2 separate regions of the Mus musculus genome follow, and region 1 is linked to region 2. Evidence: chromatin loops called from intact Hi-C (ENCODE). Cell type or tissue: heart. All regions are shown on one strand.

Evidence for each region. Hi-C counts contacts between places; a loop is a spot of excess contacts. Peaks named below come from ENCODE experiments on the same cell type or tissue, not always from the same donor. Only the 100,000 strongest peaks of a DNase experiment are listed, where the experiment ranks them.
Region 1: it touches region 2 in a loop (2.1-fold over the local background); 5 of 42 quality-filtered maps call a loop at or near these places.

Annotation. Positions count from the first base shown.
Region 1 is chr5:140,281,941-140,289,940 of GRCm38, reverse strand. All of the region lies in intron 9 of Mad1l1 (MAD1 mitotic arrest deficient 1-like 1), which reads left to right. Among named protein-coding and RNA genes, the nearest start is that of Mad1l1, 36 kb to the left of the region's middle. In heart, no CTCF peak of the experiment used is centred here; no DNase peak of the experiment used is centred here.
Region 2 is chr5:140,052,450-140,060,449 of GRCm38, reverse strand. The region is part of intron 17 of Mad1l1 (MAD1 mitotic arrest deficient 1-like 1); the gene reads left to right. Among named protein-coding and RNA genes, the nearest start is that of Gm30492, 39 kb to the left of the region's middle. In heart, no CTCF peak of the experiment used is centred here; a DNase peak (open chromatin) is centred at 3,959.

The DNA of each region.
Region 1 (8,000 bases), 230 kb before region 2:
CCCTTCCCTCTTTGCTCCCAGGCGCCTGCTCGGCCCCGCACCCTGACACCAGATGGTTTGTTTTTTTTCTGCACAGCAAGCAGTTCTCCAGTAGATGCCAGCTGGGCGTCCTACAATCCAGCTCAGACACTGTCAGAGTCCGGGTTGGATCCCACAGGTTGAGACCTCAGACCTAAATGATTGGCCTACTAGGCTGCCTGTTCTCAATCCTAGGTTGTCACCAAATTCCAAAGACTGGCACCAAGGTGAGGTTCCCAGAAGCCCCTTGGGTTAATTTGCTAGCTGTGCTCAGAGAATGCAGAAACACCTTTATTGTGCCTGTCCATCCTTGTTTGGTTTGTGTTTTTGAGACTCATGTAGCTCAGGCTAGCCTCCGGCTCACTGAGTAGCTGATCCTGAACTCTTGGTCTTGCTGTTTCCACTTCCTCAGTACTAAGATTTTAGGCATTCACCTCTAGGTCCACTTTATATAGTGCTGGGAGTGGAACCAAGGTCTTAGGGCACACTGGGTGTGCTGGCTAGTTTTATGTCAGCTTGACCCAGCTACAGTCATCTGGGAAGAGGAAATCTCAGTTAAGAAAGGCTTCTTCATTAACCCCACAGGTTGGCCTATGATGCCTTTTCTTGGTTAATGATTGATGTCTTGGGGCCCAGCTGACTTGGGGCAGTACCACCCTGGGCAGGTAGTCCTAGTTGGTATAAGAAAGCAGGCAGAGCAAGCCGTGAGGAGCAATCCAATAAGCAGCATTCCTCCATGGTCTCTACTTCATTCGGTTCTTACTTCCAGGTTCATGCCTTGAGCCTCTTCCCTGACTTGCCTGGATGATGGACTGTGATCAATAAACCCTTGGTCTTGGTCATGGTATTTATCACAGCAGTAGTACCTAGCTAAGGCACCAGGCAAGTACTCAACACTCGTCCACCTGAGCCACGTCCTGTGTCTGTCAGCTAATCTTTGCACTATACCTGCACCAGATCGAGTGCTTGAGTCACTCCCCAGTCCTGCATGCTATGGACAGACTGATTTCTCCATGCTGAGGGACAATTACTTTGTTTCCCCTAAGTAAACAGCATTAGCATTGCTTAGATAAATTCCTAAAGGCGTGTTTGGCTTTTTTTTCCTTGGTTCAAAAGAAACTGTGTGTTTAGAATTGATAGCTGATGCCAAATTGCCCTTTGAAAAGCTGTATTTCTACACATTTCCGTCAGGGAATGGGAGCCCATGGCTTAATTGGGTGAGTATGCTTTCGAAGGTTCAAGCAGAGATGCAGAGTGAGTCACAACAGAGCGAGGAGAGCAGGCGACTTTACTGCTTGGCTTTTTAAACACTATACTTAGCAATTCAGATGGAAGCAAGAGGCTTATTAAGCAGGCTCAGAGTGAGTGTTGGACCCTCTGTAGTCAGGCCTGTGTTCTGTGTAGGGAATAATTTGCCAGTGGCTGAATGCCTCTGCTACTTGGCATCTGACTCTGTCACTTTTGTGCCTGAACCTGGCCTTGTTTCAGATCCCTCTGGGTGGTCATTATACCTGTCAGAGTGTGTGTGTGTGTGTGTGTGTGTGTGTGTGTGTGTGTGCTGAATGGCATTGAGAAGTGCTGTGGTGTGGGCCCTGGGAGGCCGGACATCTTCCCACTTCAAACTGCTGACCTCAAATCAGAGTTGGAAGCCAGCAAGTGCTGACCTCGGCTTTGCTGAAGCATCTCTAGGCCAGCCAGATGACACGTTCTGGGGACTAGCTTCCCCGATGTGCAGGCCAATTAGGGGGACTTTGGGGAGAGTGAGTGGGTAGACTCACTTCCAAGATGGGAGCAAATTGGCCAACCCAGCCCCACACTCCGCTAACCTTTCTCTGCTCAATGTTTGTAATGACCCTGGTGTCTTGTTGATGGATATCCAGAGCTTCCAGTGCTTGGAAGGTTAGCGAGCTGCTGGGTGTCTTGATGTCCTTAATGGCTGGCTTTTAGTTGAGGCCTAGCTGTGAAAGAGGGAGAGTCATACCTGCAGTGTGGTCTGTTCCTGGGCTTCAGTTGGCTTATTGCTCACAGCTGCTTATGTTGGGGCCTGTGTTCTGGAGAGGGAGGGACCCTGCTGGCTTATGTGTTTGTGGCGGGCTTTTCCTACCAGTGGTCTCAGGGGCCTTACATATTCACTCATTCCTAACAGAGTCTCCGGCTGTTTTCTGTTCTGGAGATTGTGAAGGTTTTGTGTCAGCTAGCTCATAAGTTTGATGATTTGGTACCTAAGGGAGGGGCTGGTCTTCTGAGCAGTAGGCTTTTAGTAAACACTGGGGGCGAGTGTGATGAGGGGTGTGCTGTGGTGCTTGGCTGTTGCCTCTGGCAAGGCCCTGGGGCGGCCCATTTGTGCCTGCCAGTGGGAAGCAGGGCTTCAGGACCTGTGAGGCTGGGGAAGTAGCTCTTGTGTTTCTTTGCCACTTATAAAGTTGCAGGAGGGTCTTCTTGGGGTACTGATGACTGTCTGCTTGGAGTGGATGGTCTCATCTTTCCATGGGACAGGATGGGAGATAGATGTTCTGTGTTGGCTAGTGTCATCCCTGTGCCTGTCATGTGCCAGAGCAGGGCTGGAGGCAGTGGGATGTAGAGCGTGGAGATGAAATGCTTGCTGGAGCAGACACCACACATGCACACAGGCAGCTACATGTACAGCAGGGAGTGGCTTGGCCCAACCAGTGCTCTCTGCTGTTTCTCACAGTGCCTTTGGGCCTTTCTTCCAGGTTGTGTAGATAGGGCTCATCTCAAGTGCCTGCTTTGGAGTTGATTTAGCAGAACCCAAAGCCTTGAGAGCATTGGGGATGTGATGTGCACCTGGGGTGATGTGTCAGGAGGTGGCTATGGCTGCACCCCTGGTTCACAGTTGGTTTTTGTTCCCTTCCTTCCTCTACTTTTCCTTTCTTTGGTGTGTGCATAATCATACTTATATACATGTATGTGAAGGGCAGAGCTTGAGGTCAGATGTCTTCCTCAATCATGCTCCACCTTCTTTTCTTTCCTTTTTTTAATTGTTAGAGAATTTCACATATGTATTTTGACCAAATATTCCATTTCCTTCCAGCTCCCCCTCACTATCCTCTCCCAACTTCCAGTGTCCTTTCTTTCAACCTACAGAGTCCACTTACTGCCAATGTGTGCATAGGTGTCGGGCCACCTACTGGAACATGGGTACCTTTCATTCTGCTCCCTTCCCCAAGCCCTCTGCCGCCCATGTTGGGATTTCCACTGGCTTGCTCTTGAATAAGTCTTATCCATGCAGCGAGAATCTCTGAGTGCCTAGGTGCAGTGGCCCTGCCATGTCTAGAGAATACTGCTTCACAGCAGGTACCTGTGACCTCTGGCTCTTAGGAACTCTCTAGACCCTCTTTCACAGTGACCCCTGAACCTTGGTGGATGGCTTTTGATACAGATGTCCCGTTTAAGGCTGAGTGCTTCAGTCTCTTATTTTTTGTACACCAACTAGTTACAGGTTTCTGTATTAATGGCTGTCTACCATACAAAGAAGTCTCTTTGATGAAGATTGAGGGATGAGTATGAAGATAAGTACTTATGGGGCAATTTAATACTAGATACTTCAGCAGAACGATAGTAGTAGATTCTCCTTCAGGATTCTTGATCTAGCTAACAGCATAAGGTATAACTGCATCTGTGTGGTGGGCCTTAAGTCAATTAGAAGGTCATTTGTTACACTGTAACACTTGTACTGCTGTTGCCCAGGGAGCATCTCTTGCTAGGCAGGTTGTTGTAGACAGAAGGTTTTACAGCTCAGTAAGACTATGGGTTGCTTAGCTGTCTGGTAGCTTGCACGGCACCTACCTTCATGTGCTATGAAGGCTGCTCACTAGGAATGAAGCTTTCACCTTGGTACCAGCTTGGTTTTTCTCTGTCCTATGACTCAAGTATGTGTCTACTGTATTTTTTAAGGCAGGGTCTGTCACTCAAGCTGAAACTTGCTGTCCTGGTTAGACTGGCCAGTGAGCTCCAGGGATCCTTTCTCCCCTTCTCCAGGGCTGGGATTGCAAGCCTATGCTTTGTACCCCAATGCCTCTTACACCCCCTTTTTTATTTTGAGACACAGATCCTCTCTATGTATCCCCCGCTATCCTGAAACTCACTATGTAGACTAGGCTTGCTTCAAACTCACAGAGATCCTCCTGACTGCTTTCCAGGTACTAGGAGGTGTATCCCACCGTGCCTGGGTCCTTCTCTCGTGCTGCAAGCACTTTCCTGACTAGCCCTGGTGGATTTTGTCTCAGCAGGTGCTTCACTTGAGTCCTGTTACCTACTATGTGTCCTCTTCTGAAGTCAGGAACCCCAGGGTGCCAGGTCCTTCTAACTCTAAGCAGAGTGACAGTCCTGGGGCCCTAGGAAGCGGAACGGCTCTGATAGGAATTTGAAGGGCATCTTGAGGGTGAAACCAACTGAGCATAGACTAGAGTAGGGACTGGAGCCCTCTTCTGAGATGGTCTGTGCCAACCTCCTTTTCACTGAGGGTTTTCCCAAAGCTACCATGGCTCATGGGCTTGCATCATGCAGACTCTGGAGAATAATTAGGAAGTTTGGGGGCTTGGGCTTCCCACATGGCCATCACTCTTATGACCATAAGGTGTGAGATAGTGACCCTGGATGTGTCACCTAGGATCATGCACCTGTCAGGGGCTTTGTCCCTGTCCTTCCTCACAGCAGTTGTTACTGGTGTCAGAAACTGCAAAGCTTTCTCAAGTTGCTCTGTTCATAATAACCTCCCTGTGCTGGGTTGTCTGTTTTTGGGGATTCCCTCGCTGTAGGGTGTCAGAGAACCCAGGTCATTAGTCTTCTATAGTCTCTGCACCCCTTTTCTTGCATCTGGCCTCTCACCTGCAGAATAGAGCTCATGTCTTTCCAGAAAACAGATGGAGGGGCAGCCTAGACCTGGGGGTGGCTGGCCCTCATCCCACACAGGGACTTTGGTAGAGAGCTGGCACACTGAGCCCTTCAAGCAGATGTCTTTATATGGAGCTACAGCAAAGAGAGCAGGTTTGCATTCAGCAGTGGAATTGAATTCTCATTTAAAACTCAGGAGGCTGCAATGCCCTTCCATTCTCTACCCTGCCTTTGTGATACTTGAGCTCTTACATGAATAAAGAGCCCTGACCACCCCCAAATGCAGAGCTACCTTGCATCCGGGCAGGTTGAGCTTAGGTCTTCATTTACATCTTGCCCCACACACAGCCAACCACTGTGCTCTGCTGCCTGCATCTCAGTGAGGGAATTGGACTCTGAGCTCCCATATAAGCATCGGCTTTGAGTCCATGGCTCAAACTCTTCAGTGTTCACCCAGAGCAGGCTGCCTGCTGGGACAGGACCTGAGAATCTGGGTCCTGCCTCCCAGCTTTGCATTGGTATGTGCTCTTCCATCCCAGGGCCTGCGGAAGGAGGTCTTACAGGCAGACCTCTTGCTGTGGGGAAGATGGGCTCAGAGGCAGGTTTCAAGAGTAGTTTCCCAGCTCCTGCTGCCCATGTATCTTCTCCGCTTGACTCTGGCCTTGTCCCTAGGCTCCAGGAGGCCACCTCCTGCCTTTGGTTGGGCAAGATGCTGGCTGGGTGGTGGCAGGTGGAGGATTCTGAAATGAAGCATGAAGCACTGTCACTGTAGCTGTTACACATGTCACACTCATAGGACACAGAGTGCCAGACCATAAGCTGCAGGCATCATTCCATGTCTTCAGAACACACACAGCTTGACAATGGGACATAGCGACAGCTGTCAGGATGTCCTGGGAGTCTGGCTTTGGCTGAAGCTTGGCATTTGCAGAGATCATGGTTGGGAGCACTTGTTGAATGGTGCCAGTGGAGCACATGACAAATGTTACACACAGCACTTCTTCATCTTAACACGAGTGCTAGGAAAATCCTGGGATTGCACACCTGGGTACTTGTCTGGAAAATGCAGTGATCTCTCTGCTCATTCTCGAGCCAGAAAAGCCTCTGAATTGCTTTTTTTTTTCTTCCTTATTTTGTTCTTGTCTTTAAAAATAATGTTTTTATTCCATTTATTTATTTAGTATATGGATATGTATGCACACATGTGCTATGATGCAATATGGTGGCCAGAGTGTGGTCTGTGGATGTCAGTTATTTCTTTCTACATGTAGGTTCCACCATGTGGGTGCCAGTACCAAACTCAGGTAGGCAGGCTTGGTCACAGGTTCCTCTCTATCCCCTGATCCATGTCTCTGACCCTGGTTTTGGTTTTTGAGATAGTGTCTTAGGCTAATCTTGAACTTGCTAAGTATCCAGGAATGACTTTGAACTCCTGATTTTTCTGCTCTGCCTCCCCAGTGATGAGATTATAGGTGTCCACCACTATGTCTGCCCAGTTCATGGGGTCTCACTTTCGTGCATGCTCAGCAAGCATTCTGCCAACTGAAATACAGCCCCATTAGGGAAACAGTTTTCACATAGTTCTTCCCTTAAGTGTGGGATCTCAGTTTGGGTAGAGTTGTGGTTGGTTCACTCAGTTCTGTCTATAAGTGAGGAATCTCATGCCAAGTGGAGTTGTGTTCAGGTAGACTCATCAGGCTGGTATTTCATAGGCCAAAGTATGCTTGTACTGGAGGGATGCTAGAGTGAACCAGAGGAGGCCTGTGACCTGCTCTTAGTGTGGATCTGTCTATCCTCAGAGGCTCTGGCTTCCTATGGCCTATGCAAACTGGGGTGTGGGACTTAGGAATGTTTATTCTGTAACTTGTCATTAGAGGTAGTAGTCTGGTAGCAGCCAGGTGACCTGTGTTTGTGGACTGTACACCTGGTACGTGTTCTAGGGCACCCTATTGGATTGGGGCCAGACCTGTTGCGTATTTGCTGGTTTGATGCTGTTGATGGGAACACAGCCTAGGGCAGGAAACAGGTGCCTTTTTAGAGAACCCACAGCCCACTAGTTTGAAGATAGTTCTTGTTCGGATGGTTCTGAGGTTTCTTAGTTGCTTGCTGGATACACCATTCAGGATATCAATGCTGTATAGTAGCTACAGTCTAGCCTGTACCTTGGTAGCTTCTCTACTCTTCCTCATCTGCCTGTGGCTCTTTATGGCCTCTGCCTGATGGTGTGGGACGAGAGGCCCTTGGAGGGACCAGTGACCCAATGTCAGCCAAGTATGCCTGTGTCTTGCTGGGCTGCGTGGCTGCTCCTGAAGCGTGGTGGGCTCTGCTCTTGGTAACCTCCATCCATCTGGCCTGCCACCTGTGCCAGGCAGCTGGCCCGAAGTCTCTGTGGGCTGTTCAGTCCCATGCTGTCACATTTCCTTTCTGCCAGGGGCCGCCATTTTGGAGCATAGCACAGGCACATGTGGCAGGAAGCCCCAGCTGGAGGCTCTCTTACAGACCTGTCTGTAGTACTTTGGCAAGGCCTGCTGGAAGGCTTGCTCCGCCCACCACCTTTGCCCTGCCTCCCAGCTGGATCTGGAACTGCTCCTGGCGTGGAGGCTGCCTGGTGGAGGCTGCCAGGTAGAGCGCAGGCAGCCGTCACTTGGGAGAGGAAACATTTAACTTTTGAGGCAGCAACACAATACCATCTCCTCTGTGGAGGCGGCCGAGGTAGAAGATTAGCAATTAATTCTTTATTACGCGCAAACTCCTCTTCAGTTCTGTGGACCCAAACAGTCCTCCCGCCTCGAGGAGGGCGGCTCCACTCAGTCCATTCCCCAGTGCACCGCTGCTCGGCTGCTCTTGAGCTGATAGGAATTGCTTACGAGTCTTCATGGAAGACATTCAGATCCGCAGTTCTCTGGCTTCCTACTTGCTCCCCCGCCTTTCCCCCTCTTCTCTGGTATAGTTTATTGTGCTTCGGTCTCAGGAGCATCTTGCTGTTTATTGGGATTGCAATTATAGAATACAGGTATCAGCTGCCTTTTAGGCTAGACAAGTTGTAGCACGCTGATTTTCATTTTCTTTAAATTATAGCTTTTTTTTTTTTTATTGAGGAGAGTGCTGTTATTGGTCTTGCCTTTAGT
Region 2 (8,000 bases):
TCCACACACCTGTACCCACAGTGCCGGGCTGCCAAAGACTGCAGGTGTATGCACGGGAAATGCAAATGTCCCAGAGACCCATACCCAGGGCCCTTCAGCCATGCAGCATATGACTCCTGCTGGGTGGGCTCAGGAGAGCCTGGGTCAGTTTCTCCATCCACAGGATAGCTGTGCAAGGAAAAGAACTTGGAGTCTTTTTCCTTCTGTTTCCTAAGCATGCTTCTTGGAGGAAGGGATCATGTATCTGCCAAAGCCCAGTTAATACACACGTGATTCATGGACTCATGGGTGCCCACCCCTATGTCTACAGCCCAGTCTCCAGGAGCTCAGCTCAGCTGCTGTGGACTGGCATAACAACACAGTGGCTATGTTTCAATAAAACTTTATTTATGGCACCAAGCTCCGAATTTTATAGAGTGTCTACAGTATGCCAAGTATTCTTGGGGCTTCTTGAAAACTAATACATTTATTTGTAGAATAGCATTAGGTTTATAGAGAAGTTGACAGTAAAATAAGCTTCCCCTGTGTCCTAGCCTGTGCCACAGTTTTTTATACTGCTATCCAATCTTGTCTATGTATGGCCTGGTGGCTGTAGTCTCTAAACCCAATCTGTCTAGTTGCTGGGAATTGTGAAGTCTGTGCTCATTGAATGTTCTGTTTGTGAAAATGCATTAAAATCTGTGCCACCACTCTGGTGTCCCAGAGAGTAGCTGCTGTCTCTGAAGTCTTCTGAGTATCTGTCATCTCCAGCTCCTACAGATCTCCTACCCATAGTGCTGCCATTCTTGGAATGTCCCAAAGGCAGGACCCTCTGTGTACTGGATTCTCACACTTGAGACTCCTCTGGGTCCTTTCTGGGCTGTTTTTATTTTTGCAGAGATAGAGATACAACCCAGGGCTTTGTTCACATCAAGCCAAATGCTCTAACCTTGACCTACATCTCGAAGCCCCTCACTAGGGGTTTCTGGGCAGGTACTCAGTGAAACCACTGAGTTTCAAGTCCAGCCTTTAGAGTTTTTTGAGATAGAATGTCGCTCTGTGGCTCAGGCTGGCCTCCAGCTTGCCATCTTCTCCCCTCCCTTCTCAGTACTAGGTTTACACCTTGCCTATTCATTTCTTTCTATTGCTGGTGTTGGTGTATACCACAAGTGCTATGTCCAGTCACCTACTGAAGGATGTCTTCTATGTCCAGTTTTGATTCATTATGAATGGGCTCCTCTACACAGAGCTTTAATGCACTGGCAGCTTGATAATATACAGTCTCTCGCAGTTCTGTTGATGCAGAGGCCATAGTCTGCCAGTCTCTGACATCTACGCATGGAGCTGAGTTGGGGCCTCTCTGCGGAGCAGAAATGGCCCTGGGGCTACTCTCATCTCCTGCTTTGGTTCCTGTCACACATACACACACTCATGTACACATACACTTGGCCTCTGTCTGGTCCACTGGTGCTTCCCATATGGCACCTGCTTCTCAGAAGTCAGAAGAGCAGGGTCAGAAAGTGGTGGAGATGACGTGGGTTCCAGTGGGAACTCATGCAGCTGAGCATGTGCTTCAAAGCTGGGTGCTATATGCTCAGTGTCAGTGTTTGGAGAGTGGCTGATGAGCACCAGTGCCCAGTAGTTATTGACAACCCCACATCTTCCTCAATGAAGTGTATATGGGCTGTGTTAGTTAATTTTTCTCATTGCTGCACAGAATACCTAACAGAAGCAGCTTAAGGCAGGAAGGATTTAGTTGGGCTCACAGCTTCAAGTGATACAGTTTATCATGGTAGAGTTTATCATTGTGCTGGGGAGGTTCTACCCATAGTGCTAAGAGTGTGAGATGGCTTCTCCCCACATCTTGGTGGGTCAGGGAAGCAGAGAGCTCAGGATGGAATGAGAATTAGGTATAGCCTTCAAGGTATGGGTCAGAAGTAGAGCACTTGCCTAGAATCCCCCAGTGAGGGACTGGGTTGTGGCTCAGTGGTAGAGCCCCTGCTTAGATCGCCCCAGTGAGGGACTGGGGTGTGGCTCAGTGGTAGTAGCCTACAACCACCCCATGCCTTAAATGTTCTATAACCTCCCAAGAGAGTGCCACCAGCTGGGGACCAGGTGTTCAAACAAACAAACTTGTGGGGAGCATTTCACATTCAGACACTAACACAGGGTGATGCTGGGCTGGAAGTAGGAAGAGACCCTCAGTTTACAAGCTTTGATTGTTCTCCAGCCTCCCACAGCTATGCTTATCAGTGGTAAATACTTCGGTAGCAAAGTTGCTGGGTGTTGTGTGCCAGGCAGTAACTGGGCTAGAGGCTGAGTTACTTTATAACACACTTTCCCATCACACTTTGCTCACCAGCTGCTGCCCTCCAAGGCCTTGGAACAGTGTATGTGCCTGGTTCCATGTGGTGCAGCCCCTTAGTGCCTCTCTATATGGGGCTGCAGGTTCCTTGACTGGATACCATTCTTACCAGCCCTGTGCTCACTGTTCCATGATGAGAGCAGGCTGGGTGTCTGTGGCCATGGCTCCTGCCAAAGAGGTGTAGGCTAGCCAGGCAAAGGCCTGCATCCAGCCAGGGTGGTATATGGGCATGGGCTGAGATTTGCTCAGGGTTTATCGCTCCCTGATGAAGCTTTCACATTTCCACTGTAGTGTAGATGTGACCTTCATAGCTGCCTTGCCTCTGCCTTTTGAAGCAGCCTTGTAAACACACAGAGCAAATTTGCCTGCCTGCTATGCTTCCTCCATCCATCCCACACAGATCAGGCATGACGCCCCAGGTTCCCAGGGAGGTACAGTTGCTCATAGAAGAAGCTCTGAAAGTCTTGTTGTCTTGGCCCTAAGTCACCCCCCAATGCCCTACAGGAAGCTTAGCCTGTGAGGTGTTCCAAGTCCACTGGGGTAAGGTGCTACAGGACAGACAGCGATGGGGAGCAGCTCCAGTTCTCAGAGAGCACTGCCTTGGCCTGGGGCCCTGTGTGGCCATGGCTCTGCTATTATATACCTAGGGATAGCATGTCTACGCTGGCAGGTAGCCCTGCCTTCAGCTCCTTGTCATCAATGGTCAGGCCACGGGACAAGTGATAAGAACAAAGTAGGGGAAACCAGGTAGTGATCGACATGTGTCCTTTGTACTACTCAGGAGTCAGGAAGCGGTCCATCCATCCCAGGGCAGCACATTGTCAGGCCCACCCACAGCCCCACTTCATGGATTAGCCCATATGTATCCCTCAGCCTCCTGCAGCTTACACTCACCCAGCCTCCACCTGGTGCTCACACAGTGGGTGTGCACTGGATGGGCCAAGTGCCCTGTCCATCTTCCTCCATAGCATAGCAGGGACAAAAGCTGTGGAAGGTACTCAAAGAACAAAGAGCCTGAGAAAGGGACAAAGCAACCACCCTCAACTTCCTGGTGTGGGCAGAGATTAGGCCCAGGTTATGGGCACCCACAGGACCTCTTGAGAGTTTGTTAGAGGCCCTTAGTGTCATGCACAAAGGAAAGATCACTACTACCGGGGGCAGCTTGAAGGTCCTACCTCTGACTCAGGCTACCACAGCCAAGTCCTTATCCTCTATGTTGCTGTGGCTCCCACTATGGTCTGCCCCCTCCCTCTGTCTTCCTGGCTCCCACCATGATCAAACCTTTGTCTGCTGCCGTGACTCCCACTGTGGCACCCACTATAGCCCACCTTCTCCACCTCCTCTGCTGGCTGTGGCTCACCCCAGCCCCAGCTGTTCTGTCTCACAGCGCCTTCCTAAGCAACAGAGCAAGAGGCTGAGTGAGGAATCCTGGGCTCAATAAGGGACACCGAGATTTCATCCTGGGGCTGTCCCTAGTAGAACAGCCAACAGCCTAAAGAGCAAAAGCCGGGAACACATGGCCTTCTTTAGCTACTGGCTGTTATTAGTGCTGCTGTGGAAGTGGCAATGGTGGCAGAGCAGTGCTATCCACCCAGCCAGCCTGCCAGCATGCACCCAGCTTGGCAGATTTCTCACAGCAGTGCCTGTGTCCCGGACACTCCAGGGTCACATTCTAGCCAAGCATTCCTGCTTCTGCCAGGTCACCATAGAGCTTTCTCAAATGTCACCAGATCTAAAAGAACATCATAAGTGGCCAGGATTAGAGCAGAGTTAGGAACAGGGTGGGCCAATGGGGAAGTGAAACCCAAAGATGGGAAGGGTATGTTTTCTGTCTGGTGGGATAAGGAGATAGAGCCTTGGGCATTGCTGGCAGCAGCTGGGACACAGTGGACTCTGACACTGATGGGGTTCCACTCTAGAGAGGGTCTCCTTGCTCACCCAGAAGCTGCCCTCCGTGCACATCAGACTTCTATCTCTCTACCCTCCTCCTACCCTCTTTGCATTCATAGGATCATGGAAACAATGGGGGTGGAGTGACTGTCTGATCACTCACAGCTGTAGGCCAGTGGTTCCCAACCTTCCTAATGCTGAGACCCTTTAATACAGTTCCTTGTGTTGTGGTAACATTCCCCCGACCCCCCGCTATAAAATTATTTTTATTGCTACTTCATAACTGTAATTTTGCTACTGTTATGAATCATAATATAAGTATCTGTGTTTTCCAAAGGTCTTAGGTGACCCCTGTGAATGGGTCATTTGACTCCCAAGGGGTCACAATGCACAGGGCACAGGCCACTGCTGTAGGCCACCGTGGAGCCCAGAAAGGGAGATTTGGAAGAGCAGGGAAAGGAGTGCAGGATGAAGCAGACCTCTGGATGTAGCTGTGTGCCACACCCTACTTGTACTGCTCTGGGTTTGCCTGTGCCCACTTTAGGAGCTGGGATTTGCAGCCACTGCTTTGGGAGCTGTCCCTCCCTTGGTGCTGAAGCTGGAATCAAAGGTGAGGTCCTGGCCAGTTGAATGCTATCCCAGGTACCAAGCACCATGTTGGCTACTGCTCCCACCCCTGGCCCCCTAAAGACGCCACTGCTAGAAGGAACACTGTCTGAAGAGAGGCTGCCATGGAAGGTTTATTCTTTCTCAGGGCTTGCAGCTTTGTACCGATGTCTCTGTGGTAACTCAGCTTCCTCACTGCTCCACTCTGTGCCACATGCGACCTGACCTTCTGTGTAAGCAAGAAGAAGGGCCCTCTGGTCCCTGTGCGGGGGCAGTTCAGCCAAAAGTGGGTGACAGGCAGCTGTCCAACAGGCCCTGGGAGAGACAGAGCATTGGGTAGAGAAGGCAGTCCACCGCTCTCGCCCTCCCTCTTTCCCCCCTGACAGGCAATCAGGCCCATTCACAGGCTCCTGTTGGCAGAGGCCGGCTTCTGGAGGCTTCCTGTCTGCCAAGATAACAATGAGATCTAGATAGACACTTTAATTTGAATTTGCCTTTTTGGGTCCCCTGAATTTCAAATGGAGTTGTTAAGAACGCACGCTGACTTCAAAACCTGCCTCATTCCTTCAGTTGAGTTGGCATTGCCTACCAGGCTCTGAGATCTCAGTGGTGCAGGAGGCAGAGTGCCCTGAGACCCCAGCAGCAGACACATCCACTCTTAGGGTGGGGCTAGGTTCAAGAACAGTTCTGCAACAGCAATCACTAGGTCTGTTTGAGGAACAGACCTGTCTGGAGCTAGTTAGTCCTCTGCCAGCAGCACAGGACAGGAAGGCCAGTGAGCTTGGCTGAAATTGTACAGGTGGGCAAAGGATGAGTTCATGGTGCAGTGAGTGCTAAGCCCCATAGCATACCCACCCAAAACAGCCGTCTTCCTCCAAGGTCAACAGCCATGACCCAAGATGTAGCACAGTAGAGAGGAACAAACTGGTTTTGGTAGCAGCAGTTTGTGCAAAGGCCCTCTAGTCAAGGAGGCTGTGCATCCTTAGAACTGAATCAAGGCACCTGGGGTGAGCCCCACCCCCTGGGTATGGGTTCATTTCCCAAAACCTTGGGGATCCATTCCAAAGCTTTTAAAGAACATCATTGGTGATGAGATGGGGCTGTCCAAAGATCTTGGGTTAGCCTATGCTCAGATTGCCTCTTTCCTAGTGCGGCCATCGTCTCTGTATACATAAATGCCCTGTAGAGACTGAGGCAGGAGAATTGCTGCAAACTCAGGTCTAGTCTGAGCCGCATAGTTCCAGACCAGCCTTAGAGAAAGACCTTGTTTCATTTAAAAATGGACAGGGAGCTAGGGAAAAGATAACCCAGTCAAACCTGAGGGCCCAAGTTCAGTTCTTAGAACCTATGTTTTATTGCACATGGTTTTATTACCAACAGCAAGGAGGCAGAGACAAAGAGATCGCTGGGGTTCACTAGCCAGCCTTGCCTAATCAGAGCCCCAGGTCCCAGGAAGAGAGCTGCTCTCAAGAAACAAAATGGATGGCTCCTAAGGAAAGACATCTGAGATTTCCTCTGGCCACCACATGCATATGCACACATGAGGGAGCTTGGAAGTCTGTGACAAAAGAGGTTGCCAGCCCCCAGCCCCAGAGCTGGAGTTACAGGCCTTGTGAGGCCTCACTTAGGTGCCGGGAACTAAACTCTGGTCCTCTGGAGAGCAGTAAGCTATCTCCTCAGACCCTGTTAGAACTTTGTAAAGAGGTGGCCTGTGGTCCAGAAGTAGCCCTGTGCTAATGGTTTGCAGAGCCTGCTCTGGACTTGCAGTATGCAAATTACCAGCCTGGGTCCCTATAAATAGCATCGCAGCACTTAGCAGATAGAAAGCAGCAGCCTACTGAGTCTTCTCACTTATGTGTAACTTCTGTCATGCCTCCATATTATTAGTGTGCTTTGGAGAACCCATTATCTTTTGAATCTCTCTTTTCTTCTTCGTTTTTTAATCTTCTGCATTTAAATGCTTCACAAACACCTTTCAAGTGTGCACACATGCTGACAGTCCCGCACCTCCCTGGGCTGATCTTTGCTGTTATGCAGGAAGACCCTCCTAACTGTTGCTCGTAGGTGGGTCTGCTAGCAGCCCATCCCCTCCCTTTGTCCACAGTGCCTTTATTTCATCTTCACTCACACTGGATCTGAGAACCGATTGACGGTCTTGTTTTCTTTTAGCTTCTTGACTTTTTTTTTTTTCTCTCATTTTCTGACTCATGGGTTCTGATGAGAAATCTGCTCACAGAACCTTACCCCAGTCCTTGCACAGATTCTGGCTCTTCCTGCAGCTGGCTTTATGGTTTCTTTTGTGTTTATCTTGTTTATTGTTAGTCTAGCTCCTTGAGTTTGTGCATTTATAATTGAGCAAATTTTGAAGATTTTTAAGCCAAGTGTGGTGGCACAGGCCTGTAATCATGGCTACATGGGAAGCTGAGTCAGAGGGATATAAGGTTGGAGGCCATCTTCAACTCCAGAGTGAGTTCAGTGCCAGCCTGGGGAACTTAGTAAGTCTTTGTTTCAAAATAAAAAGTAAGAGGCTGGGGAGATAGCTCAGAGATAGAGATGTTTGCCTCCAAGCCTGATGACCAGATTCTATCCCCTGGATCCACATGATGAAGAGATTTGACCTCCACATGTACACCATGGAGCTTGTGCCAGCCCAGTAAACAAGTCAGTAACGTCATTTTAAAAAGTAAGTGGCGTGTGTGTGATACAGTGGTAGACATTTGCCTAAAATTCTCTAGAGAGGGGCTGGGGATGTGACTCAGTAGGACAGCACCTCTGTAGAGTCTAATAGCAAGGAGTTGGGGACCCAGCTCAATGATAAGGGGTTCACCTAGCATGTGTGCAGCCCTGGGATCCATTTCAGCAGTACCAAAAAATAATGAGAAGAAACTGGGGGAATTCAAGTATTCTTCACACCCCTCTTAACTCCTGCAGCACCGGCTTTAGCTCTAGGCAGCTTTGGCTGCTCGGCTTCAGCATAGTGCTGCTGAGTCAGCATTCTTTCCCACCTGTCCTCATACTTCACTCTCCATGTCTCTGATATGAGCTTTGTTGGTGTTGACCTTTCCCTCTGGAGGGGCTGATCTGCTATTAATCTCACTCAGTAGCATTTTTATTTCAAATACTGTTTTTCATGTTTAAAGGACCTACCTATATGGTTAGA